2 separate regions of the Homo sapiens genome follow, and region 2 is linked to region 1. Evidence: read pairs that join two places in POLR2A ChIA-PET (ENCODE). Cell type or tissue: GM12878. All regions are shown on one strand. Each heading gives the region's core, and the rest is flanking DNA. Links, peaks and the distances in the headings are about the cores only.

Region 1 (2,921 bases), core at 320-2,819:
TAGAGCTGGGTCTATACCTAGTACCCAGGTGGAAATCGGATCCAGGGATTCTTTCAGCAAGCCTGAGACCCGGGCAGGTGTGGGGCGGGGCCGGTGGAGCAGAAACAGACCAGGCTGCAACTGCAGGGCTGCATGGAGGACCTGGGTGCAAGGTCCTCGGGGGACTCGTGGGGGATTCTCAGAACCCAGCCCCCAGGGCTTTTAGTATCTTCATTTTGATCACAATTTAAAATAGCAGTGGTTTGTGGGGGTTTTTTTGTTTGTTTGTTTTTCCCAACAAGGAGATGGTGTAGTCAGTGATCAGACCTCGGTTGTGAAGTCAACTCGATTCAGCCTAGTCAAATGGCCGCTCGCTACTGGGGGAGCTTCCACCACTGCAGGGGCCATGCACCTGGCTTCAGCATTCTTCCTGGGCACGGGCATCCTTCTGCCCCTGCAGACTGGCAGAGCAGCAGAGGCAAAGTGGACAACTAGGGTGAGAAAGTGCTACAATGCGACCTGTGAGGAGGGGAGGTGGCCTCAGGGGTTATACCTGTCTTCAAGCCTTGGTGTCGTGGACAAAGTCTGACTTAAAGTCCTCTCCAGCACCTAGCTCCCAGCAGGCACTCACCATATGCCGCACAAAGGCACAGGCGATGAGTGTAGCTCCATGTGCTGGGTGCTAGGTTAGAGTCGAAGGGGTGGCAGTCAGTGCCTGGCATGTGGTGGGCACTCACTGGGGTTCTCTGCCTGGGCCACTCCCTTCTCTGGACCCTGGACCCTGGACAGGGATTTGAGTGGGGAGGGGCCTGCCTTCCTGGGAGGAAGTTACAGAATGGAGCAGGGTGGGGAGGGGAAGAGGTTTCAAACCATTTCCCACCGCCCCCTGGGGGGCATGGGCTATCTCTGGAGGTATGCTGTGCATGGGTCAGTGTGACCGAAAGGCAAGGGCTACTCTGCCTCTGACACCCAGGTCCGAGGCTTTGTATTCTTGAATTTGCCATCCAAAACCACAAAGTTGTTTTAAAAAACCCACGAAGTTGTTTAAAAGATACAAATTTAGGCTGGGTGTGGTGGCTTATGCCTGTAATCACAGCATTTTGGGAGAATCACTTGAGCCCAGGGGTTGGAGACCAGCCTGAGCAACATAGTGAGATCTCCGTCTCTACAAAAAATGAACAAAATCAGCTGGATGTGGCGGTTTGAGCCTGTAGTACTTAGAAGGCTGAGCTGGGAGGATTGCTTGAGCCCAGGAAGTTGAGGCTGCAGTGAGCTGTGCTTGCACCACTGAACTCCAGCCTGGGTGACAGAGTGAGACCCTGTCTCAAAAAAAAAAAAGAAAAAATATATATACATACATACATACACACACATATATCATTTGATCCTTAAAGAACAGAGCTGTCGGCCGGACGCGGTGGCTCACGCCTGTAATCCCAGCACTTTGGGAGGCCGAGGTGGGCGGATCACCTGAGGTCAGGAGTTCAAGACGAGCCTGACCAATATGATGAAACCCCGTCTCTACTAAAAATACAAAAATTAGCCGGGCGTGGTGGCATGTGCCTTTAATCCCAGCAACTCGGGAGGCTGAGACAGGAGAATCTCTTGAACCCGGGAGGCAGACGTTGCAGTGAGCCGAGATCACGCCACTGCACTCCAATCTGGGCAACAAGAGTGAAACTCCATCTCCAAAAAAAAAAAAAAAAAAAAAAGGCGGGTGTGGGGAAGAACAGAGCTGTCTTGCACCCTGACTACATTTACAGACTTCACTCAGAACCAGAGAACACTATTTATATTTTTCCCCAGGTGGGTCTTGGATCCAGTGTTTAAGCAAAAAACTTTTCAAAATTCCCCAATACAATTGTTTTTCTGTTAAGAAAATTAAATAGCTCATTAAATAACTTTAAAATCTCAAAAAGCTGTATCAGACATGACCCATGGAAGTTAAATGTAATTTATTAGATATTGCACCATGGGCCGGGCCAACCAACATGGCAAAACCTCATCTCTACTAAAAATACAAAAAAATTGGCCAGGCGTGGTGGTGCCGACCTGTAATCCCAGCTACTTGGGAAGCTGAGGCAGGAGGATCACTTGAATCTGGGAGGTGGAGGTTGCAGTGAGCTGAGATGGTGTCACTGCACTCCAGCCTGGGAGACACAGAGTGAGACTCCGTCTCAAAAAAAAAAAAAGATAAGATACTGCACCATGAATTGACCGAATACTCTCCCCTGCCATTACTTTGGTCACTTCAAAGGTTTCTTTTATGCGCGTCCGTGTGAAGAGACCACCAAACAGGCTTTGTGTGAGCAATAAAGCCTTTAATCACCTGGGTGCAGGTGGGCTGAGTCCGAAAAGAGAGTCCGTGAAGGGAGATAGGGGTGGGGCCATTTTATAGGATTTGGGTAGGTAAAGGGAAAAAGGGGGTTGTTCTCTGGCGGGCAGGAGTGGGGGGTCACAAGGTACTCAGTGGGGGAGCTTTTGAGCCAGGATGAGCCAGGAGAAGGAATTTCACTAGACAATGTCATCAGTTAAGGCAGGAACAGGCCATTTTCACTTCTTTTGTGGTGGAATGTCATCAGTTAAGGCAGGAACCGGCCATCTGGATGTGTACGTGCAGGTCACAGGGGATATGATGGCTTAGCTTGGGCTCAGAGGCCTGACATTCCTGTCTTCTTATATTAATGAGAAAAATAAAACGAAATAGTGGTAAAGTGTTGGGACGGTGACAATTTTTGGGGGGTGGCATGGAGAGATAATGGGCAATGTATCTCAGGGCTGCTTCGAGCGGGATTAGGGGCGGTGTGGGAACCTAGAGTGGGAGAGATTAAGCTGAAGGAAGATTTTGTGGTAAGGGGTGATATTGTGGGGTTGTTAGAAGAAACATTTGTCGTGTAGAATTATTGGTGATGGCCTGGATACGGTTTTGTATGAACTGAAAA
Region 2 (2,921 bases), core at 93-2,592, 150 kb after region 1:
GTTTTGTACTTTATTCACTAAATAGTTTCACTAAACTATTTATCTGTTTCTGAGTCATATTATCTATCCATCTATCTACATATATAGATATATATGTACTGCACATACACACATAAACACAGACACACACTTTCCGAAGATTTCACCCAAATGTCTGACAACAGTAAGTATAGAAAGTCAGGTCCCTGAATCTAGGTATACATGTTCAATTATATAACCCTGTGGTAGAGAAGACAGGTCTAATCTAGAATCATTCCAAGTCAGAGTAATGCTTCACCTAATCTTTTTAATATAATTGGTCTTTTTAAACACTTTTGTTGCAACCCTTACAGCAAAGAATTCAAATACTCTGAGACCAAATAATTCATATAAGGAGATATGGCTTGCATCAGAGTTACTAAAGCATAGGGTTTCTGCTTCTCTCTACTGCCATGACCTTAAAAAATGAAAATAATTTAAATTTCAATTTTATTCTTACTAATAAAAAAATCTGACAACTAATTTTTCTTTCATCAAAAACATACGTAGGTCGATAAGTTGTGTAAAGTTTGGTCAAGTTCTTTAATCTCTCTCTATTTTAGCTTCCTTATATAGAAAATGGAGATAATAAAAGTACATACCTTATAGAGTTGTTAAAGTAAAATAAGTTTCTATGAATAGTTTTGAACTAAATCTGTCACTTAGAAAGCATTCAATAAATGTGAACATATATGTATGCTAAAATATAAGTGCTCAATAAATATTAGCATATATAATGTAATAAGCCCCCTTCTAGCTTTCTTCCTGGGGTTAGAAGTTCCTGCTAAGTATAATAGGATTACATATACTTCCGTGCCTAATTTCTTTATGCTAATATAGTAGTAACACAACTAACCAAGTTCCTCTTCCTCTAGCCTCAAACTTGTGACAATCTGCTATTTTTAAAATCAATCTCTCACATTGTGTATATACATGTACATGTATATATATATACACATACATACAAATGTATATACACATACTCACATATAGATGTATTTTATACTAGACTGCATTTCTGTATTAACATATAGTCCTGATTTTAAAAATAAAGAAATTGAGACACTGAAAGGTTAAGTTATACTGCCTTTTGTTATAGTTTATATCCACTCAACTAAGCATCTCTGTCCCAAAAGAAGGGTCCAGAGGAAGAGTATGTGTGTGTGTGTGTGTATGTGTGTGTGCACGTGTCCGTGTCAGAGACACAGAGAAAAACAGAGCATGTACTTGATCCTGCAGTAAGAAGGAATGTTCTCTAAGAAAACTCCAAAACAGGAATCTGGTAAAACTTGAGCTGGTAATTACCCTCTCCTCACTACCAGAAAGTAGACTGGTATCTTGTCTCTAACCTAAGTACTCAAGACTCTTTTTTGGTTTCATCCCTTTCCCTCATTACTAAGTAATAGGTGCTTCTTGAAATAAATACAAAAATATAAAAGTAAAAAGTCCCAATACCTCCTTGTCTCCAAATCCCACTCCTGAGAGGTAACCAATTGTTATGAACCTTAAAAAGGACAGTGATGATTTACTGCTCCACAGTACTCCTTCTTGGCCTATTCTTCTATCCCAATAATACAGGGTGAAAGAAGGGCCACAGAACAGTTTTTCTTTCTTAAAGTCCCTTTACAGCAGGTAAGTAGATCCCTGACCAAAAAGGAGGCTGCAAGTACTTTTTGTAAGAAGTCCAAGTTGAATACGATCTACCTATTAAAGCACAACTGAAAACAATGAATGAAAATCAACAAGGGGCCAGGAGTGGTGTCTCACATCTGTAATCCCAGCACTTTGAAGGCCAAGGCAGGCAGGTCCTTTGTGCCCAGGAGTTCGAGACCAGCCTGGGCAACCTGAAGAGACCCCATCTCTACAAAAAAATTTAAAAAATTATCCAGGCATGGTAGTCCGCACCTATAGTCCCAGGCTGAGGTGGGAAGATCACTTGAGCCCAGGAAGTAGAGGCTGTGGTAGTAAGCTGTGAAATGCTGCCACCGCACTCCAGCCTGGGATATAGATAGGTTACCAAATAACATAACATAACATAACATAACATAACATAACATAACATAACATAACATAACATGGGTAAAATTCTAAATATTCTAAATATTCATACAGTGATTTCAACCTATTATTTCATCAACATCATCTTTACCATATCCTCGTAAGATTCCTAAAATTGATTTCTGTGGACATTTATTTTAACAATACAGCCAGCTGTAAGGTTAAGAACATGGGCTCTGTGGCCAGACTGCCTGAGTTCAAATCCCAGCTTTGCCACGTAGTGACCCGATTATTATAAAATCTTGGTAATAACGGCTGGGTACAGTGGATCATGCCTATAATCCCAGCACTTTGGGAGGCTGAGGCGGGCAGATCACAAGGTCAGGGGTTCAAGACCAACCTGGCCAACATGGTGAAACCCCCTCTCTACTAGAAATACAAAAATTAGCTGGGCGTGGTGGCATGTGCCTGTAGTCTCAGCTACTCAGGAGGCTGAAGCAGGAGAATTGCTTGAACCCAGGAGGCGGAGGCTGCAGTAAGCCAAGATCGCACCACTGCACTCTAGCCTGGGCAACAGAGCAACTCTATCTCGGGGAAAAAAAAAATCTTGGTAATGACTATGTCCATCACAGGGTTGTTCACAGGCAGGACACAGCGTTAATTCATAAGGTGAGTTAAATGAGATAATACATGTAAGGTTTTGGCAGGTTCCTGGACCATATTAGCCTAAATGATGTTTACTTACTAAGTCCCAGAAAAATAAGCAACTTGCCCAAAAATACATGCAAAGTAAATCACGTGAGAAGAGAAAGCAACAGAAGGAACATATTAGCATTCCAATCTACTCACTTTCTACTCACCTAGCCTAAACCTTCAAATAAGGAACAAAAATAAATAAATTTTAT

What was found. ChIA-PET counts read pairs that join two places held together with the same protein. Peaks named below come from ENCODE experiments on the same cell type or tissue, not always from the same donor. Only the 100,000 strongest peaks of a DNase experiment are listed, where the experiment ranks them.
Region 2: POLR2A ChIA-PET joins it to region 1 with 7 read pairs; 2 of 35 experiments call an interaction of 5 or more read pairs at or near these places.

Annotation. Positions count from the first base shown.
Region 1 is chr2:170,975,215-170,978,135 of GRCh38, forward strand. No RefSeq gene overlaps it. Among named protein-coding and RNA genes, the nearest start is that of GORASP2, 47 kb to the left of the region's middle. RefSeq lists an enhancer at 2,271-2,827. In GM12878, for the core only: no CTCF peak of the experiment used is centred there; no DNase peak of the experiment used is centred there.
Region 2 is chr2:171,127,793-171,130,713 of GRCh38, forward strand. All of the region lies in intron 1 of TLK1 (tousled like kinase 1), which reads right to left. It overlaps LOC124906092, which reads right to left. Exons shown (of 1, transcript XM_047446755.1): 1 at 1-2,921. Among named protein-coding and RNA genes, the nearest start is that of TLK1, 32 kb to the right of the region's middle. In GM12878, for the core only: no CTCF peak of the experiment used is centred there; no DNase peak of the experiment used is centred there; H3K27ac peaks cover 687 bases.